6 separate regions of the Homo sapiens genome follow, and regions 1, 2, 3, 5 and 6 are each linked to region 4. Evidence: chromatin loops called from intact Hi-C (ENCODE). Cell type or tissue: A673. All regions are shown on one strand. Links, peaks and the distances in the headings refer to the core of each region. The heading gives the core; the rest is flanking DNA. Region 1 holds the start of LINC02609 (long intergenic non-protein coding RNA 2609). Region 2 has its middle 51 kb from the start of ZNF326. Region 3 has its middle 140 kb from the start of ZNF326. Region 4 has its middle 4.4 kb from the start of BARHL2. Region 5 overlaps HFM1 (helicase for meiosis 1). Region 6 has its middle 140 kb from the start of ZNF644.

Region 1 (4,976 bases), core at 375-4,374, 130 kb before region 4:
GTCTTGCATAAATTACTTAATCTTTCCAGGTCTCAGTTTTCTCTTTGGCAAAATAAAGAACCTTCTCCAATAAGATTGTTGAAATAATTAAATAAGATAATACACATACAGATGGTCCCCAACTTAGAATGGTTTGACTTAGCATTTCTCTACTTTACAACTTTACGATGGTACAAAAGTTCCTTCATTTATGATGGGGTTATGTTCAAATAAACCCATCATAAATTGAAAATATTGTAAGTCAAAAATGTACTTTCAACTTAACATATTTTTAAACTACAATAGGTTTATCAGGACAATCCCATCATAAATTGAGGTGCATCTGTAGTTTAAAGCTCAGTGCCTGGCATGGAGTAAATGTTCAATAAATATTAGCTGTTAAATGCAAATTAAATCAATAATATTGGAAGGCACAAGGTGAAGGTGCTGGGTCTGGCTCTTTGCTATGCCAGTCCTCAGATGAAGCAAGGTTCCCTATCCCCATTGCTTTCTGACAGAGGAATGTGGTACTTCATTTATGCTGTGAGGATGGGGGTGAAAGCCCAATGGCAACAGCTGCCTCCACAGCTCAAATACCCAACGAGATTTCCTTTCTCCCCATTCTTCAAGGGTTGGCATTGCAGATAAGCCCTCCCATGCAAAAGTCATGGGGGCACTTAACCTAAGAAGAATGTGGTATAAATTCTGCATCTTACCTTCACACCTTGTGATTCACTCTGCATGAATGTCACTTTATTACTACAAAGGCATAATTCTAGCTGCTAAATTTTTTTCACAATCAATAACCAGTAGTCTAGGCTCTAAAGCTATGTTTTTCAGGCAAAAGGAATATCACTTGGATGCAAACTAGAACCCTTCTAAAAAATGATTGATAGGTGGTTCATGGATGACTATCTGATGAAAGTTTGTAAGGGGAAAAACTCAGAAGTTCCAGATGTATATTCCTGACCACTGAGAAGGAAAATAACAATGTCTCCATGGCCTGGTCCAGTCAAAATAGCTACCAGGCTGAATCAGTATTTTTTTTTTTTTTTTTTTTTTTGAGACAGAGTCTCACTCTGTCACCCAGGCTGGAGTGCAGTGCAGTGGCATGATCTCAGCTCACTGCAACCTCCATCTCCCCCGCTCAAGAGATTCTCCTGCCCCAGCCTCCCGAATATCTGGGATCACAGGCATGCACCACCATGCCCGGCTACTCTTTTATATTTTTAGTAGAGACGGGGTTTCACCATGTTGACCAGGCTGGTCTTGAACTCCTGACCTCAAGTGATCCGCCCGCCTTGGCCTCCCAAAGTGCTGGGATTACAGGCGTGAGCCACGGCGCCTGGCCTAAATCGCCCTTTCTTATTACTTTCTTAGAACTTTGGGCTATCTCATTTATGAATGATGGAAGAGTTCTGCTGAGGATTTCAATTCAGAAAGCAGGGTTCTCTCTGTGGGTAAACTTCATATCACCCAGACATAATTTCTACCGAACATCATCAATTAAATAACAAGAGAGGAGGTCAACACCTTGAGACCTGAGGAAGAAGAAAAAATACTTATCATTAAGTGTAGGATGCAAACATTCTATTAGAAGCTTAGAAGCAAAGAGTAAGATATTATTTTCGTGGATACAAGAGAAGACAGAGAAAGACAGAGGGAGCGGCCCTTACGACTGATTTGTGTTTACACAATAAGGAAATCTCTCCTCTGGGGTCTCTCCGTAGTTCACAGGGACCCTGCTTCCAGGGGCACGCGTGGCGAAGAGAGTCCGTCCAGAGCTCCAGCCCTCACTGCACTTCCCAGGTGCCAAGACAAAACATCACTGGGTGGGGAGAGAACTGTCATGAGGATTATTCCCCCGCCACACAATGCTGAGCTTCTCTCCCTCTCTTTTTGAAGAAGTGCGTTTATGACTGATCGCTCAACACCTTGTTGGTTCTGATTGCAGAAAACACACCTTATAAATATATGATAACCATCCTGTAATAGAGAGTGTGACAATTTACTTCACAGTGCGTTTCGGGCTGCTAATTGATCGTTTCAGTCCAGGGACGATTTGGAATAAATTATAGCCATCAAAAGGATATCACAGCTCATTTTGGTGGAAGGGTTTCCACGTCGCTTCGCGTTCGTCTCCCGGAGAGAGCAGATTGCACCCGGCGGGCGTTGAGGAGCGGAGGGAGGGGGCAGGGGAAAAGGAGGCCAGCGGGGCGGGGATGGGCCGAAGGGCGGGGCCGGGGGGCGGGGCAGCGTCTCCCGCGGCGGCTGCAGGTCCGCCGCCGGACGGTAGAGGCCTCCCTTCCGAGGAGGCGGTGCTGGGGCGGGCGCAGGACTGCAGGCTGGGGCTCCGCTCCCCGGCGGGAGCCCGCGCGTGGTTCCCAGCGAAGTCCCCGCGCGGCTGGGCCCAGCGTGAGTATTCTCCGCCCGCTGTCCTCCCCCTGGAGGCGGCAGCGCCCGTTTATTTGAGGTGAGAGTCTCCCTCGGGCAGAGGGCCCTGCTTGGGGCGGGGGTGCTTGCGTGCGCGGGGTCTCACCTCCTGCCCGAGGCTTCCCCTCAGTGGGGCTGCTCCGCAGGGCAGACGCGGTGACCCAGGGCGCTGCGTTCTGCGCTCCTGGAGCTGGAGGTAGCGAGGCGTGGAGGCGCCGTGGCCCCGTTGGGGGCTTTGTGTGCACTTGGGGCTCGTGACTCGGATAGCTCTGGTTCCCACGTTGCAGTTGGGGAGGAGGCTAGTGGAGAGACCCAGTCTGGAGGGAGCTGTGCCCACCGCAAACCCCAGGAGAGGGCGTGGAGAGGGCCGGCCCGCCGGGACGGCGCAGCCAGGCGATGCCGGGGTCGCCCGGGGGTCGCTAGGGCAGCGGGTGACGCGCTGTGGAGCGCGGCGAGAACGACGGCCTCTGACCCCGGAGCGCTCGCCAAGGCCACGCCGAGGTGGCTGGACCCTGCCCCTCCCCGCTGCCGGCCTGGGCCCCAGCCTGCCTCAGAGACTTCGATTTCAGTTTCCAGCAAAAGTGTGTGCCATTGTGTGGTGGTCGTGGAGGAGGGAGACCCACGCGCCTGTCTATCGCTGGATGGGATTGGAATTTGAAGAAAAAATGTCCCTACTCCTGTTGCGGGTTCTTGCCTATCTGGCCGCCTCCAGTCCCGCCCACGAGACCTCCAGCTTTCATTTTCTTCCTGAACTAAAGCCCGAGGACTGAGGCCCTTCACGCGTAGCGTAGCCCCCACCCCCGGTGCCCAAAGCCGGCCATCGCACGGCGGTTCTTAGCTTTTTAGTCTCTGTCACGCTAATACATGCTGTTAGTCCAGGTCAGGGATGGTTCCATGCAGGCGATTTTGACAGCAGTCATCATACCAAGCTATTAGGAAGCGTGATGTCAGTGCGTTCTGGAAGGACAGATAATTTATAAACCAGTTCTTGACATGGTATCTTACAAGGAAACATCTGAAGCCATCAGTAAAAGAGGCATTTTAATTCACACACTAAAAATATTTTGTGTTTAGTTAACATCGTGCAAATGTTGAAAGAGGTAGTAGCATTTATCATTTTGTAGGTATTTATCAAGGTACTCAAAAAAGTCCCTATAGGAAGGAGGAGGTTTTTGTCTTATTTCCATTCTGACATAAACTGAGGAACAGAGATGTTATGTAACCAAATAGTCCAAGTAAGTTAGTGAGAGAGCTCTATTTATGTGACCAAACATTTTCTAAAACTGGAATAATAGGAAAAATCAAGTCCAAATTTAAGCAGATGCTTTAGGCTTAATATTATATGATAGCCAGAAGTTGTATTTACATGGACCAAATACTTTGGGAGGCTAATCTGTGGGAATTAATTTTATAGTGAACTCCATATGGGGCCCAAGATACAGTTTTCTTTTCCTCCATCCATCCATTCAATAAGTATTTATTCATTATCTATTATAGGTCCTCCACTTCCCTTTGCCATTGAACATGATCCCTATGGACCTTTAATAAGTAATTGTTGAAATGTAACTAAAATATGTATATTTTCTCCTTGCTCCAAGAAACTCAAGGAACATTATTATGAAAGAGTTAAAAACTGTGGCCTTTCTTTGATACAAATGGAAAATTGTGTTGATTACCTTTAAGTAGAAAGTCAAGGGAAAAAAATAAATTAGGAATCAGAAAGTTTTCTCCAGATTGTGCCGTATTCACAGTACCACACAGTACCATGTTTTTTTTTTTTTCTCCTTTAAAACTCATTAAGCAAAGTTTAAAGGGCATACATGATTGAAGGGGATATTCTTTTAATTACTTTAGAAAGCAAAATAATCCTTAAAAGGTCTTGCTCCTTATTTGGTATACTGGACGGGCTGGTTTCATTTGAGTTGAAAGCACTATATTTCTAGTTAAAATCAAGACCACATACAGTACCTTTTTTCCCCCCAATCTTAAGTCAGAATTGTCTACAATTAAGTAAACAAAATGCATCCCAAGTAGTCATACATACACCTGGTTAAAATTAATTGGTTTAATAAAAATATAAAAACATACTCAATATGTTTATCTCAGTTATAGTTTTCATCTTTCTTGGATAATGCTTGAAATCATTCAAAACAATATCTAGATCCTAAATATTAAAACATTTTGTGTGAAATCTGCAAGATGCACCTAAAGGATGTACCATTTTTTGAAGTACAATATGTTAGGAATAATTTTGTCCCTAACTCTCAGCTGGAGGGCTGAAACGGTATAACCAAGGTCTAACTAATGTCTGCATGTTAACAACTACACCAGAACTTACACAAACATTTTAGTGTGTTCTCATCTATCAAGTCATCTTGGAAGGCTGTCACTTATTGTGTAGGTGCTTCCATTGCTGCCATTGCTCAAAACGTTTCTGGAGCTCTTTGTTGGGCACTGCTTTCAGAACCCACAGCACATCTGGTTTAAGAGCCTTGGAGGTGGCAAGCCATCTTCCTTTAGCATCCTTCAGTGCTCTGAAGAATAAGGTGGGTGGTCAAGTCAGG
Region 2 (4,976 bases), core at 457-4,456, 670 kb after region 4:
TATATTAATATTTAGCAGAGTGGCTGAAAAACAGTGGACACACAATAAACATCAGCGAACACGATTATTGTCACTGACACTGTGAGTACTCATGGGAGGTAATCACACAGCATGACTATTTCTGACTCCCACTGTCCCTTTTAAAATTTATGTAGTGGGGGAAGTACTTCCCCCGACCCTGGACAAAATCTCAGACATCATCACAACATTTCTGATTATTCCTAGGTAATAATAATTTTTTTAAAAAAGCGTTCAGGTCACTTTAGGCCATAAAAGCTCTTAATTCAGAAATCAGAAAGTCCAGTCCCTCATAAGAAGTATAACTTGTAACCTGATTTAATGTTAAATTGTCTCCCAGGAGGGTTTTGCTGCAGGCTGGCAGCATTTAGTAAGAAAAAGAGGCCTCTCCCTTGCCCCATCCCCACACACCTTTCCAGCCCTCAGCATTTCTTCTCTCCCCCAGCTTGTTGTCTAGCTTCTGACCCTGCCAGAGGCAAAGAAAGTGGGATGGAGGAGAGGTAAAAGTGGGCAGAAAGTTCTTATTTTAACTGATTCTCTTTTGGGCCAGCTTCTTGCTCTGAGGGCCTGATAGATGTTTAAAGATGACTTTTTCTAACAATTCTCTGGGTTCTTCAGGGCACTCCCCCAACCAAAAAAAAAAAAATTAGAAATATTTGAATACTCTTCATCTGAGAGAAATAATGTATCTTACCCCTGCGAGCCACCTCCTTTCTCTGCCGTCCCCTGTCTCTCCCCCAGGCAGCAATCTTGGGAAGGATTTTAAATGACTCCTGCCTGGCTCAGGCTCCCACATGGCTCACATTTGCTCTAAGGGAAACTCTCACCCAGCTAACTCTGGGAGCGTCTCCTTACTCCTGTCATTAGAGCAGCTGGCCAGCCTGTCTCTTCGCCTTTTAAATTTTCCAAGTAGGATTCAGAAAGCAGCTGTGTCTTCCTCACTTCCAGAGACACACATCTCCATGAGGTCCCTTCGGAAGCTGTCTCTGGACTTCATCTGAAGGGAAAAGCAGTCTCTGTGCTCTTCCTGGCAGGGGCAGGGTACTCACAACCACGCTTTCTCAAAAGAAATCCTATCAAACTTCCCCTCATCTCCACTTTCTTGATCCTTCAGTATCTTTAATGTGGGTGGGGTTTTTTAAGAGTCGAGAAACTCATGAAAACTTGCATTTTTGGATGGCAAACCACTTTGGAATTTCATACTTGTTGCAACTTGGCACCTCAGTTAAAATGTCCAAGTTAATATTTTATTACATTATCATTTTTATTGAAATATGAATTAACTCTTTATGATAGACTTAACTGCTGTGATACAAATATAAACAAAGTACAATGGTAATATAGGAGAATAAACAAATTTTATCCAGGTTTGAGAGTAGGGTGCTGAGGCAATAACATTTGAGTTGCACCTTCAAGGATCCGCTTGGTCATTTAACAAACATTTACTGAATACCTATTATATTCAAAGTAGTATTCTAGGTGCTTGAGATAGATCAGTGAACAAAAAAACAAAGATCCCTGCACTCATGGATCTTTTATATTCTAGTAGGAGGATGGGAGAACAGACAATAAACATAATAAATTATATAATGTGTTCAAAAGTGGTAAGTGCTATGGGGGAAAAAGAAAACTAAGGCAGGAAAGAAAAGCTGATGAAACAGAAAAGAGGAAACAGATTACCAGGGGAAAAGTACTATGAACAAAGGCCTGAAAGTTTAAGGGGAATGCCATAATCAAAGAACTGAAGATAGGGTGGTGTGGCCAGAGTCAAAAGCAATATTAAAGATGTATGTGTGTGCAGCCCCTACCTCAGGCCTCATCTCAACTCAACGATTTGCGCTAAGCACCGTTATTTGCACATTGCCCCCACCTTTTTTCTGGAACTCATGACAGTTTGCTTTTTGTTCTTATCCCTATGGATACATGTCTGAAACCTAGAAAGAAAAAGTACAAGAACTAATTTAACAATTTTTAATTTGAAATTCCATGAGATGGAGCTGAAAAGTCTTTGGTGCCTAACAACAATCAAAAAGAATTGTCAAACACCTATACATCGTAGGGAATCAGATGTGAAAATGCACAGTAGATACGGTCCTTGTCCATCAAACAAAGTATGGCAGAAAAGGGAGAAGCAAGCCCCCCACCTCTGCACAGTCCAGCATGGCTCTGCAACAGTAGGACCCACTGCTCAGGGCCCAGCAGTGACATCACCTGGTGGAAGACACCACAGCCAAGCACTAGAAACAGAAAGAAGAAGCCTCGTGCCACTTGCTTCACAGGCAGTCTAGACAGCAGGCAAAGACTGAGAGGTAAAACAACAGAGATGAGAAAGAACTAGAGGTTCTGCAATAGTGAGTTAGGTTTAAAAAAAAAAAAAAGCAATATGAGTTATTATTGTAACCATGGCTTCATTTCCCACCCTTATCCCAGGTTAACCTGTCTTGAGGAAAAGCCGCCAATAGCAGCAAGGACTGTGGACTGTATTCACTACTGTAACTATAATAGCAAATGTATCTTAAAAGTGCTGCTGTGATGAATCTAATTCTCTTTCCTTTAAATACAAACCAAAGTCTTCAGGACAGAGTTAGCCTTCAGGCTAAAAATTCCCCATTGAAATTCTAATCCCAGCTCTTTCATTGAAATAGCATCAATCAGACCAACACCAGTAAATAAGTTCTTTAAGTTCTTAACTCACTTCTTTAAAAGAGGTTTCCATAATCAGTTTGGAGATAGGTTCCCCGAAAGTTAAGCTCCAGATCCATATGCTGTGCCCAAAGACAGCAACTTAGAAATTATTTTCTCCAACTTTAAGAAGGGGATATGGTTTAATTGACAACAACAAAAAAAGATGCAGAAAAATGTGATTTTATGGGCTGAATCCCTTTTGAAAGGTGGGACTCTGCTGCCCCCTGCTTCCCACTATAAAAACTGCTTAGGGCAGAACTGGCAATCACTAAATCATTGAAGAACCAGTCTCTGTCTGTCTGTCTCTCTCTCTCTCTGACACACACACACACACACACACACACACACGCACATATACACATGCACACATACCCCCAAACCAAAATTACTGACAATACTTTAGCTTAGGGTCTCCAAAGACATCCTCTGTTACCCAAACCCCTTTATTATGTAAACACTGGTTACCTAGACACAGTGATAAGGGCCCAGGATGGCTTCAGCAAGCTGAAGGGCACCATAGATCTGTCTTTAGAATCTTCCGTCTGTGCTCTTCCTGGAATACTCCTTGGATTTTGACCATCATTTCCTTGCTGACAGAGAATCTCCAACACTTACCACCCAAACTTTATTCATACTTGAATATCCGAAAAGGCCTTCAAACTCAAATGACCAAAACGAAGCTTAACATTTCTCCTCACAAACCAACAAATATGAGGCTTTCCTTCAGTGAGCTTGATTTATTTTCATGGTACCACTATTCTTCAGTCACTCTAGTTAAAAAATCGTATTCCATCTTTGATATTTTTCCATCTCACTGACCTCCTGCTTCAAATGAATGGCAGGTACTGCCTTCTTCTATGCACATCTTTTAAACCTGTTGCCTCCTCTCCAGCTACCCATGTTTAGGCCTTCCTTGGGGCGTCACCTTTTCTGTCTGGAATGTTACACTAGCCTTCTAACTGCACTCTCCACCTCATACCAGCTTGTCTTCATTCCAATACATCTTAAAATTGCTGGCAGGTTCATCCTCCTGAAGTACAGCTCTGCTCATTTCACCCCATTGTCTCCCTCATGCCTCAGACAAAAATCCAAACCCTCTAGGCTAGCATCCAAGGCTCTCCATGACCTGCCACCCACTGATTCTTCTACTGCATTCAAGTGACCTGCATATAAGGCACATATTGTTCCCTAGAGACAGTGCATGATTTTCTTCTGTGCCTTGCTCCTGCTGATACTTCTTCCGTGAATGCTGTTCTTCTACCACTCCCATCATCTTCAGTTCTTTAGCTCCAAATCATTTGCATCATTCAAGTCCTAGGTTAAATACCACTTCCATTGCAAAGCCTTGCCTAATTCCTTCCATTGGAATATATCTTTCCTTCTCTGAAGTCTAATCACATTCTATCTGTTCCTTTCTTTTGTTCAAATGAACAAATATGTGCTCAATTTCTGCTGTGTACAGGAATATGCCTGGTAAGGGCAAAATTGGGGCAAACCAAAACAGACATAATCCCTATCCTCGTGGATCTAACAGTCTAATATCTGCCACTTTCCAATTTGTATTCTCTTTCTGTGCAAGTCTTACTTTTCCTTCCAGACTGAAAATTTCATAAATGCAGTATGAAATTTTACATTTATGTGTATTTCATTCATTTTATGCCCCTCTCATACATAATATCTAGCAGAATACACTGCATGTGTTTTAATACATATTTGAATAAATTAATACATGTGTTAAATGTTACTAGATAGATGAGCTTCAGGGTCATTACTCACTTCCCAAGCAAAAGTAACTGATTAACTTTTTTTTTTTCTTTTTCGAGACAGTCTCACTCTGTTGCACAGGCTGGAGTGCAGTGGTGTGATCTCAGCTCACAGCAACCTGCGCCTCCTGGGTTCAAGCAATTCTCGCACCTCAGCCTGTCAAGTAGCTGGGATTACAGGCACGGCCATCACATTCGGCTGATTTTTGTATTTTCAGTAGAGATGAGGTTTCACCATGTTGGCCAGGCTGGTCTCAAACTCCTGACCTCAAGTGATCTGCCTGCTTTGGCCTCTCAAAGTGCTGGGATTACAGGCGTGAGCCACCGCGCTCGGCAACTGATTAACTTCTGGGTCTAATTTTATGGATTCCCTGGTTTTAAAAATTATTAGCCATTTTAAGTGTACTCAGAAAAGAGTTAAGTGCTCAGTCACTGGAATCAGAACCAGGCATGAATTCCGCCACTGCTCCTTACCAGCTGTGTGAGCTGGGGTGGGACTGGAAGTTACTT
Region 3 (4,976 bases), core at 575-4,574, 590 kb after region 4:
CCCTCAGCAGAAAGCCTGATTATCACTACTTAATTAGAAGCCTTGGAAATCTAAATCCTCCTTTAAATCCTATTCTGGGTACAGTGAAAGATGAAGCCATGAGTTTTGTCTAAGATTCAATATTTACTCTTTACTAATATGTTTGCTGGAGAGACTTCCCAAGCATTACAAAGACATGCGAGAAAAAATTTAATATTCAAAGAAAGAGTGCACAAAACCTGTGTTGGCTTGCAGGTGCAAAGCAATTAACAAGCTGGCATTTACAGTACTTTTAATTAATTAATTAAAAATGCAAAGCTGACTTTCATTTCTTTAAATGTTTGAACATTTTATCCATCAATAATAAAGCACTACATGCTGCTGGGCGACAACATCTGGCAAATGAAAAAAGTGAGTCCAGTGTTGAAGTTAACAAGGAAGAATTTGGAATTTGCTATTGCATCACCATCTCTTCTCCCACCCCCTCACTCCCACTAGTACATGACCACACTCAGTGTCAAATGATAGGGGAAATGGTTTGTTGCCAACCCTGGATCATAAACTAAAAGTGACAATATTTGATGTGACAAGTTAACCTTGAATGGGAATGAAAACAACAAGGCTTATCGCAATTACACTCACCATTAAGGACTTGCCGTTCTGTTTCCTTAGGGGAGCAGAGTTGTTTGGAATTAAGGCTGTGTATCTCCATCTTGTTTATAAAGGTTAAAAACCTAATTAGCAAAGGGAATTTCAATAATTTGAAAAAGAAGTGGGTAGTGGCTTCTAATGTAATGCTGCTGTGACTAATTTTACAGCTGGACCCTGCTTGAACAACGACTTTACTATTCCCCGTGAACACATTTCTGGTCAGTACATATTTAAAAAACAACGCCATTAATGTACTTTAATTAAAACATAAATACTACAGTGCTACCTCGGTAGGCATTCACTCAGCTGGAACTAACTATATTTGCTTAATCTACAATTTTAGATGTATTAGCAAAAATAAATGTTGGTGAATGTAAGAGCCTGATTACATATCTTGGGTAAATTGGTGATAATGAGTCAAGAGACTTTGTGTTCATTCACATATATTAGAATAAGAATCATTATGAAATTAAAGCTAAGATTAATCCTGCTAATGACACCACAGAGCATCTGGGAATAAGATAACCCAGATGTCAGAATCACTGTGCTACAGTGCTGCTATTTGATAGAGTAACCCTTGAAGTGTTCTTCTAAGGCAGATAGCTGCTCCCCCCCAGTCCCAGCACTTGAAATGCAAATGAGTGACAAGATAGTCTAATAATGAGAGCAGATTCTAGCAGTAAAGAAAATGAATAAATTAAAAAAAAAACACTCTGCACCACTGATAAGAACAAGCAGCAGGCACCCTGATGTCCTCAATTAGGGTGGATGACATCTGCTGAGCATTTCTCTCTAATAAAGCCCTCACTCGGTATTCCAAAGCACACGATTCTAACACTGTTAACATTTTAATGTCCTGGGCGTGCATGGTAACATTAATTACAAGATGATTTGGATGACTTCTGAATCTCTTTTATGTCTTCAGCAGAAGAGAACACAGCATAGCAGCTTTGATATCATAAATAAAATGGGGACGCCTGCCAAGCATGAAAGGTATCCTGAAGTCATTCGCATCTGCTATGTTATCCTGAACCTCTGTAGCCAGGCAAAGAGAATCCTCTGGGCATTTACAGACGGTCAGCAGCTATGCATTTTAGTGGGGAGCTATGTGGCTCTCAAGGATTTTTTTCCCCTTATGCTAGAGGTGAAAATTTTGTTGCTGTTTTTAATTCCTAATGAGCTTAAAGTCCAATTAATATTATTCTAAGCACAGTTTGCCTTCCTAATAGCTATTTTCATGAGCTTTGGCAAATGTCACCAGGGCTTTCTTGTTTGTTGGCTGGGAGACAGGGACAGTATCTCCCCTTATTAAGCAGACTGATACAAAGTGTAGGCACTATGGGGGACCCTAGGTGGAGAGCGGGCAGAGAGACACAAAAGAAATTTTGAGGGTCCCTTACTACAAAACTGGCATATCACCATCATCCATGAGAAAATACTAGTAACTTCTCTTACACAGGTAAGGAAACTGGGGCACAGAGAGATTACACAACTTGCTTGCAAGTTACTAAACATCCAGGGAGAAGCAGAACCAGGATTTGAACTTCTGACTAAGCTCAAAATCCATGATTTCACTATTCCTCTCCACTACACCTGTGGCCGTCATTAGAGCTGTTCACAGGTGATCTGGGGCCCATCCTTTGGGTCATATAAGGTTATGTTTCCTTGCCCTTCTTTCAAGCTAACATAGCCATGTGAACTACTTTAACCAATGGAATGCAAACAGAAGCCTTAAAAGAAAGTGTGTGGTTCACCCTGTCCTCTATGAGGAAAAAATCCGCCTGGATCTGAGGATGACTTGGAGCAATGCACAGCCCTAATAATGGGCATGAAGACTAAGCAAGAAATAAACCTTTGTTACATAAGCCTCTGAGATGCTGAGGCAGTTGGTTACTGCAGTGCATGCAACCTAGTCTACCCTGACAAATACAATACTATGCCATGCCAGCAACCAAGTACAAACATGTAAAAACCTCAGCTGGCCTCAGGAATGGATGAAAAACAGAAAAAATAAAAGTGAGGAAATACGTGACTGAAAAGTTGGCCCGAGAACTCTTAGACTCTGAGAAAGAGAAGATTGTGGTTTAATTAACCCTAGTGGGCACCATTTACATCATAAAATGTGTCAATGGCTCCCCCTAGAGTTTTCCAGTGCCCAGATTGCAAGATTATATGCAGTGGCCCTGTCACTTCTAGCTCTGCTAGTCTGAGAATCTGGCTCGCCATTTATTTTACAGATTACGCCAGATTTACAGGATGTACTGGGTATGGAATTCACAGCTGCAGCCAATGAGCACGTGCCCAGCCCAACAATGAGCTTACTCACTCAAAACATCAGGAAAATTCATCAGTAGATTTATAAGGGCACTTGGCCATGAATCAAAATTAATTCCAGATATGACAGATTACTGTTGTTAAATCCAGGTGAAATGATGTTACGCAGTCATAAACAAAGATGTTTTATCCAAATGTGCAGAGAAAAAGACAAAAGACCTTTTTGGCTTTTCATAATTGACTGGATGTGGCACTGATTTGCTGCACCTAGGGAAGGGATATTTGGGAGAAAAGAGAAAATGAGACACAGCAATGAGGCAGTGCACTAATTTTTAAGAGTCCAGCCCTTTTTCTCTCTTCTCTCTCTTGCCTACCTCTGTTTGGACTATTCCAGTGGAAAATTCTAATTCTACATGCCAACTCTCCCTGCTCAAACGGTCTATATTTTGCCAAAGTTACAGCTGAACAGCAGGTTCAAAGATCCCAGCCACTGCCACTGATCAGAAGCTCCCCAGGATATCCCCCAAGGCTGCAGAGCTATTGAACTGGATAGAGCACCTGGGGAACTGAAGCAATTAACAGAACTTCCTTAAACAGGGCCAGAATGGGTCTCAAGTAGACAAACCACACACAGCTGCAGCATCCCCTGCCACTGCCCACTGGCTGGGTTTGCTCAGGAAACATTAGAGAAGATTCTCAACAAGCAAGTCAGCCCCTCCATTTGTCAGCCCAAGCCCTATCTGTTCACTTCTGCTAATAAGAATGCTAGTTAGTAAGAATGGGAACATCTAAGAAAGTTCTAATCTTGATTAGGAGTAGGTGACTCCTCCAAAAAAAAAAAAAAAAAAAGGGAAGCAAAGCAGTTCAGTGCTTCCAAAGACATAAGGGTAAGCCACACTTAGATCCATAGTCATACTCCAGTTGCAGCAACCCCCAGGGGAAGGGCTTACATCACAACGTTTATGCACTGGAAAATGAGGTAACCTGAAGCTTTCTCTCTACATCACCTGAGGTTTCATTCTACGATGCCTTTGCATGGGCTGTTTCCTTCACTGGGAATGCCTTCCACAGGTAAACTCAGTGAACACCTACTCATCTACCAAGATTAAATCAAGTGTCTGTATGAATCCTTCTCAGACCCACCCAGTCAGAGGTGTGCACGGCCCCTTTTGCTCTTTGCCTCTCTCTTATCACTGAACTCATCCTACTGTGTGATAACCACACACCTGCCTCCTCAGACTGCAAGTGCCCTGGAGACAGAGATGGTGTTGATTTCCCCAGCCCCTGCCAGGGTACTGACACACAAGAGGTACTAAGGACCTCCTTACTGAAAGAGTAACTTTAATATTGATAGTGGAAGGCAGATTCAAGATGCTGTGCCATCTTGGAAGATAAATAATGCTCTATAACTTTTTCTCAGGTGCTTCAGGACTGTTTCAACTACCTCTTCTGAAAAACACTTAATACGTTTTCTCTCCCCTTCCTAAGGCTTCTGCATTGCCTTTACACATTCTAAGGTCCTTTTTTAGTTTCTTAATAAGGTGTCCTTAGATAAGCCTCATCTAGTTAGCATTATTTTGTGCCTGGCTGTGACAGGATAACTGAAAAATCAATGAAAACAAAGGCAGAATGGCCTGAGTTTTCATGACTGAGTGGGCTCCTAGGTGTCTTTTACACAGAATAATTTATGGAAACATCCTTTAAATACAGACATTTCCATCTGTTTCACCTTCACTCTTGCAGGGAAATGAAATAGGAAGATATTCAGTCTGTTTACAACCTAATATTGTTAACCTCTTCTTCTCAGTATTTGGAATTTGGTCATACATCTTTGAAGACTGCCTTAGAGCCAATCGATCAAAGACCATCAATGTATTGTACATCAACTTGGTGCCAGGCACTGTGCTAGGGATTTCAAAGGCTCAATGAACTTAGTCTGGTGGACAAGAAGACATATAAGCATTTTTAAAATAAATGCTAACTAGAGATACAATCACCTTAAGAGTGGATGGATATGGGGGACAGATGAGATAACACTTGCACTTAGCTATAAGGGAAGATGGAGGAAGAAA
Region 4 (4,976 bases), core at 652-4,651:
TGGGAGGCACGTCTTGGCTGGCGTGCGTCCTCGTCCCCGACGCCCAGCACACCACCTCACTCTTCCCTTCTTGCACCCCCATCCCCTTCTCATGGAGCCTCGGGAGACAGAGCCACAGGAGGCTGGCAGTCCTGTTCTTGCTGCCTGAAGGCAGGTCCAGCTCTTTCCTGGTTGCTGAGCGGCACCAGGGCCAGGGCCTAAGCAGGGTTTTCAGAATGAGGCGTTGGGTGTGTTCCAGGAAATAGGGATGCAGGATCCAGGCCCTAGAGCGCCCCCTCTCGGGCTGAACTGCCTCCTACCCCTGCTGGGGGCCCACAGGTCACATCCCCCCGCTTTGCGGGAGCTCTTTCTAGGAGGAAACGTCGGTGTTAACTGCTGCTGAATGAGTTGTTCTTCGACGCAACTACTTACTCCCCGGGCGGTGTGTCTGGACCAGAAGTCGCTGCTTAGGCACTTGTCCAGTGGCGTATTCTGTAGACCTGGGAGAGACTGAGAAAGCTGACCGAGGCTGCCCCCAACCTCCGCGCCCCAAGGCCTCTCACGGTATCTGGGAACGCGGCCCCGCCTGCACCAAAGGCAGAAAACGGGGCGGGGAGGTTTCAATTTGTTCCAGTGATGGCTGTAACTTAATAAGGCGATTGATTAGCACTCAAAGTGCCGTTTTAATTAGCCGCTTGTTAATTAACATCGCAAATGAATTTCTCTTTCTCTGATTGGCATCTTTGCTCAGCGCTCTGAGGTTTTGGTTTCTCTTCTGCCTTGGCCCCTACATTCCCTCTTACTTAGCCTCAGGAGTTGATAGGCTTCAGAGTTCTGTTTATGTATGACATGGCTGTGTCACACAGGGGCCCTTTAATTTCTCCAGGAGCCGGCCTTCAAAGGACAATGGTTCAACTTAGGAGGGGTGAAACAAAATCCTTCCCCATGTCCCCCTCGGCTCTTCCTTCAATTGCCTTCACCTTGTCACCTTCCCAATCTCCACACCTGAATTGGAGGAGCCCTCTTTCTGGGCCTGCTAAGGTCACCAAGCCGTCCATGATTTGAAAATCTAGAAAGAAGAAAGGAAGCAAGAGTGCAGGTGGGGAAAAGAGGATACAGTCCTTGAGGGGACTGGATCACCTCTTGGGATCAAATCTAAGACTGTGTAACCGGCTGTATATGCTGCTGCCCAGGCCTGTAAACATGTGCAGTTAGTTCCTTTTCCCTCCAAAGTGTCAAAGAGTATTTTGTCTCTTCCGGCTGGACCCAGAAGAGACCCCCTAGAGCCAACATATGTCTACAGATTGCAGCCCAGCCCTACAGTCAGGAGATTAAAATTTTGGACAATTCATGGACATTTTTGCACCATTATTACCCTCAGCTACCATAGAAATCCCTCTACATCCCACTGCTTGAGATGCAGTCATGACTGAACACACTTCATTTCCTTTAGAAAGCTTTACTGTTCCCCCAACTTGTCCCAGTGTAAGACTCCCCACTCTCTTTCTCACTCCCACTGTAGCAGGTTCTAATTTGTATCATTGTATTTATGACAGTTTTCCAGCACAAGTTCTTGTCAAACCTGAGGTGAGTTGGTGTCCCAGTCTCAAGCACCTGGCATAGAATGAACATTCAATAATGTTTATCGATTGAGTGAATGAACAAAATGAATGAGGGAAGGAAGAAGTGAAAACAAATATAGCTACTGGGTGTTGCTTATGCTAGAGATCATTGCCACTTTTGTGTATAGTATTTAGCAAATGCTGCTTTACATTTTGTAAAGAGCTTTTACATAGAATGTCTTATTTGGTCATTACACTCACCCCGTTCTAATCAAGAACTAGTCTCCTCTTTAGTGGAGGAGGAATTTGGTAATTAAAAGGTTAAGTGCCTTGCCCACGAACACATAAAGTGGTAAAATGAGATGAAAACTTTCTTCTCCAGCGTTCTGTCCTCTACATTTCTGCTTACCTTCCTGTGGTTTGCCTCTGTACAACACACATCTAACTCCCAAGGAGAGTCAACTTCACTAGGTTCCTTCCAAACTGCTCATCTTTAAAATTTGGTGAAGCTTATAGCTCTTGCAAATTGTATTATGATATCAGAACTATCTCTCAAAACTTTCATTCCCCTAGAACAATTAGTAATTACACAGGTTATCATTTTAACTTCTTCCTGTTAACATACTTTTCAGTTACCTTATTTTTTTCTTTCATTTTATCTTTCTCCATCTGCTCCCAACTCCACTCTCCCAGTTTCAGTCTATTTAAGGGACTCAGTTATGTTCTTTTCATATCTTTCTCTCTCTGTTTTCTTTTTGGTCAGAACTGCCAGGATATTTCTCTTTAATGTATTATTTTTTCTAAGCAAATATGTATCAAATTCTTAAATAGTTGAAAAGATATTGATAAATTGAAAAAACAAAAAAGAAAGGAAACTTCCGACGTTTCTGTAGCTTTGAAATGGCGAGAGGTCAGACAATCGTCAGGGAGCCAGCCTTAGAAGGTGGAGAGCTCATTTGTTTATCTTGCATCTTTTATAGAAAGAAACAATAGCAGCTCCCTCCGTTCGGAGCTCTTGGCGCCGCCCAGTGGAGGGAAGCGTCTTTGCACCTCATTCCCCTTACTTGGCATTGTCATCATGTGGACCCTTAGAAACGTTCAAAATTAAATATGATAGGAAGAAACACCAGCTCCACGTTCATCGTAATGTGTGAGTGGATTTCTTCAAAGTTAAGTTTCATTTTTAAAAAACTGAATGCTCTAGTTTAAACACAATCTCAAATACTAAATCTAGATGGTGAAAGTGGATCGTAGAGAGTTTATCTAGGAACAAAATTTGTTAAATATTGAAGTGTTTGAATCATTCTCTGAGATGGGAAAGGAGCATCTTTGATGCTGATCGGCAGTGATGTGTTCTTCAGAGCCGGGAAGGAAAAGTTTGTTCTCTGTTACCCACAGTTGGCAATAACTGCTTTCTAGGCCAAAATTCCAAAATCTTCCAAAAATTACACAAGTTTCTTTTTTTCTCTTCCCCTTCTCCTTCTTCTAAGGAAATGAGGGCCTGAAAGTGAATGAGTTTAATATTTAAACTCATGTCAGTTTAGAGACTCTATTTATTTGTATTTTAAATCCAGTGGGAAAATCTAAGATTAAATCCAGTTAAAGCATTTTCTTTCGTTTAGAAATATGATATATCTGCACCCTATTGTGTTTCTGAATTGTGATTTTTAAAAATGAAAAGTGAATTATGTTTGCCAGAAAATGCATGACTTCTTGGATGTATACATTATATACTTTCAGAAAAAAAATGCGAGAGAGGAATGTGTCTGGAGAAAAAAGAACTGAGAAAAGTTAAACAAAACTCCAGCTCTGAAAAAAAATTTTTCATTAAGTTTGCAATTTGGTCTTCAAGTCCATTTTGTGAATCTTCAGGCCACTACTAACATAGCAGCCTTGATAAAAGTCAAGGTCGTGTTTTCCCCTTACCGTTATTGCTCCTGGAAGCTGATCTAACACCCACCCAGAGAACTCTTCTATGATATTAACCTTTTCTTAAGAAAATATGATCTGAGACATTCACAAAGTGGGGCCTACTGGGTTCCCTTTTGCTTTGCTTTAGAGTTGTCACAAAACACGCTCTCCCCTGCCCCCAACACTTCCACGTTTCTCTCTCCTTTTCTTTATAGATTTCATTTTTTTTGTAGGGTCATATCTCCATCGTCTCCCCTGCCAATGCTGTGAATTATTCCAAGCAAAAAGACCCTGTCGAACCGCCCAACACAAGCTGTGCGATCAGCCTTTTGAGCTCTTGAGTCATTTTAGGCGTCGGAACAAAACAAAAACAGGCTTAAATGAATTATTTATCAAGGTCGAGAATAATTGATTTGTGCAGTGCCGTCAGTTCTGGATTTTAAATTTGTTTTCTCCCCCTCCCTACTTCCCACCCTGAATATGCAGCGAGGGGAGTTCGAGTTGGAACCTCCCAGGGCTAGGAGAAAACGCACCATATTCGGGAAGTTGGTGGATGATGATGTTGGAATGGGAAGAACCCTAATCGATATTTGAAGAGGGTAGAGTAGGTAGGGTCAGCCTGCAGTCTCGGGCAGCCCTAGAGCCCTTCCTGTCCTCCCCACAGCGGTCAACTGTGACAGAGGCGCAGGATATTTAGGCTGCGAAGCTGTGCAGCGTCGGGCCCTGCGGCCTCGGATAAGCCACCTCCACAAGTCTACCGTCTGTGTTTCGGTAACCGCGGCCGAAGGCCGAGGCCGAGGCCGAGGCCGAGCCCGCGAGCTCTCCGGAGGGTCTCCCGGGCCAGCACTCAGTTCCCGCGCCAAAGGCATTTGATCCAACCCCGCTCCAGCCTACAGTGGCCCGACCCCACCCGGCGGGGCCCAGTCACCCGTTCCCGAGGGCCTCCCCGCACCCCTCTGGCCACTGTCGGCCCCTGCCGGGATGGAGCACGTCCGGAGTCCCCGCCTCGGCTCACCAACCCCGTCTTCTCCGCCAAACTCCCTTCGCCTTCCGAGAAGAGCGAGAGCTGCCCGGATTGTGCATCTCCTTGCCTCCGTCCCTTCAATCCCCGCTGTTCTCTCGGAACAGCCCTAGGAAAAATGCCACTGAGACGATGAGAAACAGCTCAACCCACCCTCCAAGTAGTGCTGTTTTTTTTTTTTTTTTTTTTTTTTTTTCTGGGTCAAACACACCGATTTCCCTAGGAAAACGCAGGCAGGATGAGTCGCCCAGCTACCCGCTTCCGGACCCAGGGCTCACACAGAAGCAGTTCCGACCGAAAGGCAAGAGCTTGTCCCAGGAGGTCATTTGCCTCCCTGACACCCCTCCCTTCGTCCTCAACAGATAAAAGCTGTGGCCCAGAAAGTGACCTCCAGAACTGCAACTAAACTCCAGATTTCGGCCCAGCCTTTGGAGACATTAAAGGCCACTCGAACATCATTCCAGACCTAGCCACGGAAGCGATGCCCGCCTCGCAGATTCATA
Region 5 (4,976 bases), core at 615-4,614, 560 kb before region 4:
AAGGTCTACAAATAAAGCTAATTGCAATATTTCAGAACATTGTGGATAAAGACAAAATTGTAAATGCTTACGAGGCACAAAAATTTAAAAATGTAATAGTCTTTTAGTGAGCAATGTTGGATGCTAAAAGTCAATTGATTTAAAATTCCAGGGGGAAGCCAGGCACAGTGGTTTGTGCCTGTAATCTCAGCTACTTGGAAGAATGAGAAGGCAGGAGTGCGTGCGCCCAAGAGTTCGAGGCTGCGGTGAGCTGTGGTCTCACACCTGCACTCCAGCCTGGGTGACAGAGCGAGACCCTGTCTCCAAAACTGTAATAATAAAAAATAAAATTCCAAGGGAAAAATGATTTTCAACCTTATGTTCTATGCCCAGCCAAACTACTAAGTATGAAAGTAATATAAAGATGCCTTAATACATTCAAAGATTCAGAAAATTTTATTCTTATACATCCTTTCTTAGGCAGTTGCTCAAAATTGAGCACCAGTAAAACAAGAAAGAAAAAGCCCAAGAATCCATTTGTAGTAGATTCAGCCCAGGAACTTAATGAAAGGAAGTTCAAAGGTGACAGTTACAGGACAGGTCTAGATTGCATTAGGAGGCAGATAGAGGGTTCAAGGAAGGAGGCATTGATGAGGGGGGAATAAATGGGTGAGGTATTCCCATGTATTTGCTTTTACCCTTCAACTATTGAGTGAACTTAAAGAAACAAGATGGATATTGCTAGACAAAAAGGAAGGCTGCAAAACTTCAGGGGAAGCAATATGCTGCTCAAGAAAGAAAACCACTCCACTTGATTCTGCATTAAAAATATTTTTACCTTCTGTATATCTCTCAAATCAGTCTATTCTCTGTAACTCTACTACCACCACCACTCTGGAGTTACCATGATTTCTGCTTAGACTTGTACTGGTTTTCTTGCATCCTTTCTGTCTTATCTCAAATCTGTTCTCCATATTACACTCTATATGGTGACGTTTTTCACAATGCAGATCTGATTGTGCCCCCTCTTCGGTTAAAACATTTCAGTGGCTTCCCATAGCTCTTAGAATCTAAATCATTAGCATCCCCTAGAAGGTTCTATATGGTCACATGGTCAACCAGTCCCTAAGCAGCAATGTAGTGGTAGCTGCTATGTGGTCTTGCCTCACTTCTGTAGATTTGGCTGGTAAGGACACCCTAATGGATTTAAACAGTTTATTACTTACACAGATGGCAAAGCAAGATCAGCATGGTATTAGCTGCTTACATCCCCAATTCCACAGGATGATACCAAACTAGGGGGGTCAGATGACAGACAACATGAGTGGTGGGTTGCTTTGTTTTTGAGAAGTGAACTCTAGGCTTCAGCTAAGCAGTTTTATCTGAAAGGGGCAAAATGGAAAGTTCCATACCTTAGTGGAATCAGGGAGGCAGATGAGAAACTGCCGCATGGCAAGTCTTCTGCAAGATCGAGGGTCTTCTGCAAGGTATGGAGCAAATGTGAAATGGCCTTTGATAGCTCCTCACAAGACTACCTATCTTGCCATTTTTAAGGATGATCATGGGGCATTCTGCCAACAGTTGAGTCTTACCTACATGGCCTATATGGAGATATGCAATTGCCATGGTGCCATGGTGGAACTGTTCCCCTACAAACATAGGCTGCCTTTACTACCACTATAGTCTCATCTTACATACTTTCTCATATTTGCTAGCATCAGTCATATTGACCTTTCAGTTTCCCCAATGTGCCATGCTTTTCCTTGTCATAGAGCTTTAGCATATGCTATCCCCTCTGCCTGAACTCTAATTTCTCCTCCTTCTTTGCCTTCTTAACTTCCCTTCTTTCTTCAGTGCTCAGCCCAACGTTCCTGACCAGAACAGCTTCACCTGTTACCACATAGCATGATGTACCACTCCTTCACAGCATTCAGAACAATTTTAGTTTAAAATTTATTTGTTTAATCTTGGATTGATGTAATAGTAGAGATAGCGGATATAATATATACATTAATATATTTGTTTATCACTTAATTGTCAATTGTTTTTACATACTTAAATTACATTTTATTTTTACGTCTCTGTGAGGTAAACAGAACAGATATTAAATCTTTTTTCCCAAATAAGAGCCTATATTAGAGCTCATTTTTTTTCTATTTTAGTGTTCCCTGTACTTCACCACTATGTTTTTTCTGTAAATACATTCAATATAAGGCAGCATACAGTAAGCAAGAGGCACAGAGAAAATGCCACAGGGGCCCAAAGGAGAGGGAAATCAGATCAGGTGATCACCATAGACCTCCAACCCAGAGGTGCCATTTGAGTCAGACTTGAAGGTTGGTAGGCATCTGTTGGGCAAGGAAATGAGGGTCTTCTAAGACAAGAGATAGTATCAAAGCTACAGTTATAAAAAGGCATGGAACTATTTGAAGAATGGCAATTGAATGTGTTTTGATGGATGTAGGGCTAATATGGGTCCCAGGAAGGGAAGCTGGAATTGGATCATGCAGGACCTTGAAGATGGAATTGATTTTGCTGGCAGTAGGAAGTAACTCATGTTTCTAAGTGGGCAAATTGGTCTGATCAGCATTGGACTTTAAAAGTATTAAATAAGCAACAATGTGTAGAATAAATTGTATCATGGAGGACTGGATTCAAAGAAACCAGTTCTGATCTAAGTGAGAGGTAACAGGACCATGACTTGGGACAAAACACCTGAAACAATAAGTCGTGACACACTTTACAAAGTTTAAAGTCAAAGCCTTTCAGTCAGTGCCTAATAGGAACACACTTGGGTCTGAGGAACGTTAGGTTTATTTAACATACTGCAGCAAAGGAGAGCACCATAGCCACAGAACTGTGGGTCATCTCAAGGAGCCAGGAGGATTTTCTTATAGGATTTCAGAATCTTATTATAGGATTTCAGAATCTTATTATAGGATTTCAGCTTGTGCTGGGTGACTCTTAGGAAGGTTTAGGGAAAGCAGAGATCAGTTCTAGATTGGATGCTCTCAGGAAGTAAGATGTTGGATATTTTGGTACATTTTTTTTTTGGAAGTGAGAGGATTTAAAAAATAGTAGTCATCTGTGTTAGCCAGAAGAGGGGGATGTTTCATTATTTTTTATGTTTCTTGAGAGTTCTTTTCTCTAGTTTCAGAAACATTTACATGGTAGTCTTATCTCTGTCTTCTTCTACTATGGTCACAGAGTGGCCTTATCTGGGTATTTATATTCTCAAAATTGTTTGCTCAATTGGGAATACTGTGGTTAGCTGTCAGCTTCCAGCCGCCCAGGTGTTTTCTTTTTACCTTATCAGTACCCAATACATTGATCTGTTCAGCTCTAAGGACCAGCCGTTGCCTCATATGTTGAGCAGCCTCATCCATTTACCCTAGGCTGCAATATGTATATTATCACTGTCTAGACGTGCCATGACTTGGAAAGCTTGACTGAACAATGGTACCGAAAATGAAGAGTAAAGTACCAAGAAATGTTGTAAAGTTTTCAAGCTCTCCACTATCTCCAACATTTCTGGTTCACTTAAAATCTATGCTGCAGCAAAAATAAGCTGATTTCAGCTCTTACAATCGGTGATTTGCTGCTTTTGGGTATTTGCCCTCCACCTGGAATATCTTCCCTTTGTCTCATTCTCATGTTCGTATTTCCATCTGTCCTTCAAGGACCAGTTCAAACATCTCTCTCCTTCCCCGTGCTACTAGTGAGAGCTAAGATCAAGAAAAAGCTGATTTAAAATATAATAAATTAAGAGTAAATCATATATTTAGATATATTAATTCTAACTTAGAGGAGTCAGGATGGAAACAATCTCTCTTTCCTGTAAATTCATATAGCTAATTTCTTAGATCCCTAAAGCATTTATTTCTAATATGTATTAAATATGTATTACATCTTGTTTACTAACTTCTGTCAGCAGTACCATCAAAATGCCATAATGTTTACTTCTTTACAGGTTTTTCAGGCTTGAGTACAAAGCAACAGAAGTGTTTTTAAACTCCACCCTCATTCTTACCTCATTTAGTAAAAAAGTTACTGATATGTGGCCATATTTGGCCCTATTTTATATATATATAATATAATGTATATAAAGTATATATAAAATATAATATATAAAGTATATATATTATATATTAGTGTATATATTATATATAAGCATATATAATATATAAGTATATATTATATATATAAAGTATATATAATATATATTAGTATATATTATATATAAAGTATATATATTATATATTAGTATATATTATATATAAAGTATATACATTATATATATTAGTATATATTATATATAAAGTATATATATTATATATATTAGTATATATTATATAAAGTATATATAATATATATTAGTATATATTATATATAGTGTATATATTATATATATTAGTATATATTATATATAGTATATATTATATATATTAGTATATAGTATATATATAAAGTATATATATTATATATAAAGTATATATATTATACATATTTAAAGTATATATATTATATATATATAAAGTATACACACACACACACACACACACCCACCAGGGAGATTATACACACACACCAGGGAGGTTGAGAGAAGCTTGTAGGTGGCTAGATGTTTCTTGTTGGGAGTAATAGTGGGGCAGGGAGTAACTTATCAAAAATATGTTTTAAAAATTACCAGGCATGGTGGTAAGTGCCTGTAGTCCCAGCTACTTGGAAGGCTGAAACAGGAGGATCTCTTGAGCCCAGGAGATTGAGGCTGTAATACTAATTATCATGCCTGTGAATAGCCATAGCACTCCAGCCTAGGCAAGATAGCAAGACCCTATCTCTTTATTAAAAAAAAAATTACGTGGATTACAAAACACTTGAGAAAGTATAAAAATCAATATTTTTGTATTGTCTGAAAGGAAGGAAACTGGATAAAAATTAATTATATTAAATTAACAATAATAAATGTAGTGACAAATGGATTTGTTTTTCTTATA
Region 6 (4,976 bases), core at 672-4,671, 440 kb before region 4:
GGAGAGAATGAACGAGCGGATCAGTGTGGCTGGAGGCTAAGGTGCCAGAGGGAGGGGAGGGTGACGAGGCCAGAGAGACCAGGAGCCACGGTATAGGACTCATGTTCCTGAATGGAACAGGACTTTAGCTTGGATAATGGGAGCCACCAGTAGGGTTTTCAGCAGAGGAACTGTGCAAATGTGCAGTCACTTGGGGGCTGACTGGTAGAGGATGGATCGGAGCGGACAGACCTGGAAGATGTTCAGCTGGCTTCCCTGAGTGATGCTTGGGTTCACCACTTCCTTAGTGAACAACAGGGCTTCCTAGAGACCGATGGCAACAGGCTCACGATGACGTTCCACATGTGCCACCAAATATCTATCCCTCACTCTGTGGTAACTATCCTTAATTATCCAGGTATTCCGTCACCACAACACAGCTCATGTACCCACGGGGGACACTTTACTGCACCCAATGGGCATGAGGCTTAGGCTCAAGTGAATAAGCACAACTGTATCCCTCTGGTCATAGTATTTGCTTTAAAAATGGTCAAGTGGCCAGGTGCAGTGGCTCACGCCTGTAATCTCAGCACTTTGGGAGGCCTAGGCAGGTGGATCACCTGAGGTCAGGAGCTCCAGATCAGCCTGGCCAACATGGCGAAATCCCATCTCTACTTAAAATACAAAAATTAGCTGGGCATGATAGTGCGTGCCTGTAATCCCAGCTACTCAGGAGGCTGAGGCAGGAGAATCTCTTGAACCCGGGAGGCAGAGGTTGCAGCGAGCTGAGATCGTGCCACTGCACTCCAACTCCAGCCTGAGTGACAGAGTAAGACTCCGTCTCAAAAAAACAAAAACAAAAACAAAAACAAAACAAGAATGGTCAAGTGATTCCATTCAGGCCACTGAGGCTCATGGCAACATTTTTCTGGGGGCTTTGGAAGGTGAAATGTGCAGATGTGAGGCCGGGAACTGCTGCAGCTATTTTCCATCATGAGGGAGGCACGCCTACAACAAAGCTGGCCTGTGGAAAGCAGAAAACATCAGAAAAATGGTTTAAGGCCCTGATGATGGGGTGAATCAAATGGGATCAAAATGAATCAAAATGGGATCTTCCTCCCTACAGAGCAGACCTCTGGACTTTTCAGTCACAGGACCCAATATAGCCCCTTTGTTTTCTAAACCTTTCTTTCTTGCTTGCAAAAGCTCAGAGCTCAGGGACAATAATGTCTCACCTAGAGCACAGTAGTTGGAACTGGCCAGTTCTAAACAGGTAAAAAACAAAATCACAGGGTTTTCCTGATTTTTTTTAGAAAACTTAAAAATTGTTTTTAAGGAAAACGATTTTTCAAAGCTCTCTGCTCTATGGGACTTGCCTCCCAAATCCACTTATTTTCTGGGTCCCCGTAAAGCAGTGGAGCGCTGCCACCTGCTGGCTGCAAAGCACAATGTGCTCTAGAAAGTAGATGGAGAGCATTAATGCTGGAAAAGGCCCTAAAGGTCAGCGTGGGGAATACAATTAAGGGGAAATTCGTTCTCTGCTAATGTATATTGTTGAGCTGTTTGAATTTTGATTGGGAGTTTTATTTCTAAAAAAATAAAATAGGGACAGTCACTTACACAAATATTTCGTATCTTGTGGCATTTGTTTATTATACTTGGTTAATTCATCAATACCTGACATTTCCTTGAAAAGCAACAACTACAATCACCATCACGAAAAACCCCCTCCTTTCTCTCTCTGCACAAGCACATCTGGAAGCACGCATGCACATGCTTTGCCTCTACTAACTCTGCCTGAAGCAGCAACCAACTCCCCTTAATTCGGTTTCTGGTGCAGCCGGCCAGCCCATTTCTTACCTGTCTGATTTTCTAGGCAGAAGTCTGACCTTAGTCCAGTGCCTTTTTATTCAGGAAAAACTTAACAAGCTTTCCAAGTATTCTTCTTAGAGTCTCTCTCCAGACTTCATGCAGGGCGCAGCCACAGATCCCCTCCCACCAACCCTGGGAGAGAAGGGATTTAACAGCTTCTCACTTTAAAAATTCTCTTTGCAAATCCTCTTTGCCTTTTCCTAATGGCTCAGGAATTTAAAAGGTGTTTACCCTGTTCTTAATACTACTTTGAAGTTTCTGCACAGTAGCCCCTTTGGAATTTAGCATTTATTGTATTCATGCCTCAACCAAAACTAAAATAGTAAAAATCCCATCATGAGTGCTGTTACAAATTCCCTCCTGGCCTCCATCTGAGGTGGACCTGCCCAGGGCCAGAGTAACAGTAGCCGCAGCCTACCAGCAGGTGGCGCCCAAACAAGCCTTATCGCCATTGCTCCATCTGGGACTGAGCTTGGTGCTAGACGGTCACCCTTCCGCACAAAAGCCTCCCTCCACTACAACCCCCCTTCAGCCTGCTAAGGTGTGACTTAGATGTTTCCTGGACTTTGGCTTCTGTTACCGGTAAGCCCTGACATACCTGCCCAGTCCAGCGGGCCCCCTCCTCCAGGGATCTTTCCCTGTGTTGCCCGAAACTCAACCCACCAGCTGGGGCTGACCTGGCTGCCCTCTTCCCTCCTGGATGTCCACAGCCACGTTCTGCTCTGCATGACCGTGCTCTCTCGAACCAGGCTTGAATTTTCCAAGTCTCTCTAGACACAGCGTTGTGGACTGACAGCCCACCTCACGGAGTTCACCACATAGCCAGGCCGGCTTTCCCTGGCCCCTTTCTACCTTGTCCAGGAGCCTCTTACCCCCTGAGGCAGCGTTGAGGCTGCTCCCCCACGTCCACAGTACATGTGCATTTGTAGCCTGGAGCTGACAAGGCCCAATATGATCTGGTCCTGTTCTAACGTCATCTTGTCTGCCCGTCTCAGCCTTCATCTCCACTGTGCATGTTGGGAGAACCTCCAGTCTCTCATAAAAGCCCACTCTCTCACTATTTCAATATTCTTCTGTTTTAGCCCATTCAGCTGCCATGTGGTACCTGGCAGTTTCCTCCAGTCCAGTTCCCAGTGGAGTGTCTGTGCTAAAGTTTCTGAGGCCCGCCAAGCCCATGAAGGCCCGCCACAGCTGCCATCTCCCTCAGAGTTCACCTACATCGTGTGATGTCACCTTCACTGAGCCACAGTGGGCACCAAGGGCTCAATGACATCGGTGGGCCCCTCTTCCCTGTTCCGTGTGGCCAGAATGTTGTTCCCATTTTGTCCCTCTATCATCCTTTAGGAATCAGCATTGACGGCCTTCTCTGTGAACCTGCTCCTGCATTTGTAACAGGAGACTCACCTGGATTGAAGGTGTGGTGCCTTCACCTGGGTCCTGCAGCTCCTCTGGCCCAGCCTCCTCAAGAGCTCCTGTCTCTCAAGCCCACACTGATCCCCTCTGAGCTGGCTACACCAGGCCTCTTTGCATCCCTCTGCCCATGGGGTTTAGAGTAACTTTACTCTAAACTGGGTTCAAAACCTGGCTTCTCTACCTATTAACTCTGTGTGACTTTGGGGAAGTTACTAAACCTCTCTGAGCTTCTGCCCCCTTTGTAAAATGGGGTTGGTATTAGCATCTGCCCCATAGGTTTGCTGTGAGGCTCCAGTGAGATTGACGGTGCACATAAAACACTTACTAAAGACCTGGCAGAGATTTTGCATTCCGTAAAGGGCAGCTCTTGTTAACCGCAAAAACCAAGGCTGCTCCCGACATTGCTCTCATCAGGGTAGGAAGTGACTTTCAAGACAGGAACTAACTTCCTTAACTTTGTGTGCACACCTAAGATGGTGCTTGATACACAATGGGGACTCAAATGTCTATTGAACTGAAATATTTGATAGCACTATGTTCTCTCTTCTCATTTAGGTTTTATCTTTCTTGTGGATAAAAATTACATGTGTCTTCTGTAGACTGACTTTTTAATTTTGGTAAAATATACATAATGTAAAGGTTAACCATTTTCACTGTTTTTAACTGCACAATTCAGTGGCATTAAGTCCGCGCACACTGTTGTACAACCATGTGGTATTTTTTAAAACATCCACAGCAGCCAGCCCAGGAGCAGGAATAGAAGCTGAATTGATATAGACTGAGTGGACGTGGATAGAGAAGCCCTGCACCAGCAGGCAGGCTTCATTCAAACAGGGGCTGTGCCTGTCCCCCAGCACTCGGCACAGTTCCTGGACATGGCAGGTGCTCAATAAACGTGAAATGTGCCACAGCAGGAGTTGCATACTGGCAGGGAAGCGGGACGGGGCAGTGAGGCATGTTGTTTGGGGCCACACAAAGTTTTTCTTTTTTAAAGTTTTAAAAAATAAATTGTTTTGAATAAATTGCGCTCTCACACAAAAATCTATATTGTAGTTTCTCTTGAAGAACAGAAGGTTCTAGCAGCTTTGGGCCTGCATTTTTGGATGGCAGCACTCTGCTAGCACTGAGCGTGGGCTGCCCCTTTAGACGGTGTGAATGGTCTCCAGGCCGCTGCTCTCACTGAAATGACTCCACTGCTCCCCTGAGCACTCGAGTTTCAGACCCTTGCCATAGAGTCAGATGAACAGGACTTGAGACTTACTTCCTCAGCTGAACAGCTCAGAGCTTTTAAGGAGGTCAGCCAGCCTCTGAGCCTCCACATCCTCATTTGTAGAATGGGAAAATTGGCAGCTTCCTTTCCGGGTTTCTTTGCAGAGTGTTATGAGATCTTGTATATCAAAGTATGTGAGAGGCTGGGCGCTGTGGCTCATGCCTGTAATCTTAGCACTTTGGGAGGTTGAGGCAGGAGGATCACTTGAGTCCAGGCGTTTGAGACCAGCTTGTGCAACACAAAAAATTGTCTCTACAAAAAATTAAAAAAAAATAGCCGAGTGTGGTGGCATAAGCCTGCTGTCCCAACTCCTTGGGAGGCTGAGGCAGGAAGATCGCTTGAGTCCAGGAAGTGGAGGCTACAGTGAGCCCCAGTGCACTGCAGACAGGGCAACACAGTGAGACCCTGTCTCAAAAACAAAACAACAACAACAATAGCAACA

What was found. A loop is a pair of places that touch in the nucleus more often than their neighbours do. Peaks named below come from ENCODE experiments on the same cell type or tissue, not always from the same donor. Only the 100,000 strongest peaks of a DNase experiment are listed, where the experiment ranks them.
Region 1: a loop joins it to region 4, with 2.7 times the contacts of the local background. A loop is called at or near these places in 35 of 110 quality-filtered maps.
Region 2: it touches region 4 in a loop (5-fold over the local background); 2 of 110 quality-filtered maps call a loop at or near these places.
Region 3: a loop joins it to region 4, with 4 times the contacts of the local background. A loop is called at or near these places in 5 of 110 quality-filtered maps.
Region 5: a loop joins it to region 4, with 3 times the contacts of the local background. A loop is called at or near these places in 8 of 110 quality-filtered maps.
Region 6: it touches region 4 in a loop (8-fold over the local background); 46 of 110 quality-filtered maps call a loop at or near these places.

The regions. Positions count from the first base shown.
Region 1 is chr1:90,848,959-90,853,934 of GRCh38, reverse strand. It overlaps LINC02609 (long intergenic non-protein coding RNA 2609), which reads left to right and starts at 2,297. Exons shown (of 3, transcript NR_135038.1): 1 at 2,297-2,452. LINC01763 (long intergenic non-protein coding RNA 1763) reads right to left here and starts at 2,176. Exons shown (of 2, transcript NR_146610.1): 1 at 1,656-2,176. It overlaps LINC02788 (long intergenic non-protein coding RNA 2788), which reads right to left. Exons shown (of 4, transcript NR_186594.1): 4 at 4,463-4,946. RefSeq lists silencers at 2,159-2,558, 2,849-2,968 and an enhancer at 2,752-3,252. In A673, for the core only: a CTCF peak has its summit at 2,310; a DNase peak (open chromatin) is centred at 2,284; H3K4me3 peaks cover 1,747 bases; H3K27ac peaks cover 847 bases.
Region 2 is chr1:90,044,111-90,049,086 of GRCh38, reverse strand. No RefSeq gene overlaps it. Among named protein-coding and RNA genes, the nearest start is that of ZNF326, 51 kb to the right of the region's middle. In A673, for the core only: CTCF peaks have their summits at 2,215 and 2,934; a DNase peak (open chromatin) is centred at 2,916; H3K27ac peaks cover 2,785 bases.
Region 3 is chr1:90,131,008-90,135,983 of GRCh38, reverse strand. No RefSeq gene overlaps it. Among named protein-coding and RNA genes, the nearest start is that of ZNF326, 140 kb to the right of the region's middle. RefSeq lists an enhancer at 3,217-3,718. In A673, for the core only: a CTCF peak has its summit at 2,769; DNase peaks (open chromatin) are centred at 1,323 and 2,763; H3K27ac peaks cover 753 bases.
Region 4 is chr1:90,719,198-90,724,173 of GRCh38, reverse strand. No RefSeq gene overlaps it. Among named protein-coding and RNA genes, the nearest start is that of BARHL2, 4.4 kb to the right of the region's middle. In A673, for the core only: a CTCF peak has its summit at 2,573; DNase peaks (open chromatin) are centred at 2,563, 3,933, 4,213 and 4,593; H3K4me3 peaks cover 2,628 bases; H3K27ac peaks cover 1,984 bases.
Region 5 is chr1:91,277,072-91,282,047 of GRCh38, reverse strand. All of the region lies in intron 30 of HFM1 (helicase for meiosis 1), which reads left to right. Among named protein-coding and RNA genes, the nearest start is that of HFM1, 130 kb to the left of the region's middle. In A673, for the core only: CTCF peaks have their summits at 2,872 and 3,071 (motif pointing right); a DNase peak (open chromatin) is centred at 3,087.
Region 6 is chr1:91,162,746-91,167,721 of GRCh38, reverse strand. No RefSeq gene overlaps it. Among named protein-coding and RNA genes, the nearest start is that of ZNF644, 140 kb to the right of the region's middle. RefSeq lists an enhancer at 2,356-2,505. In A673, for the core only: CTCF peaks have their summits at 1,411 (motif pointing left), 2,062 and 2,265 (motif pointing right); DNase peaks (open chromatin) are centred at 1,421 and 2,271.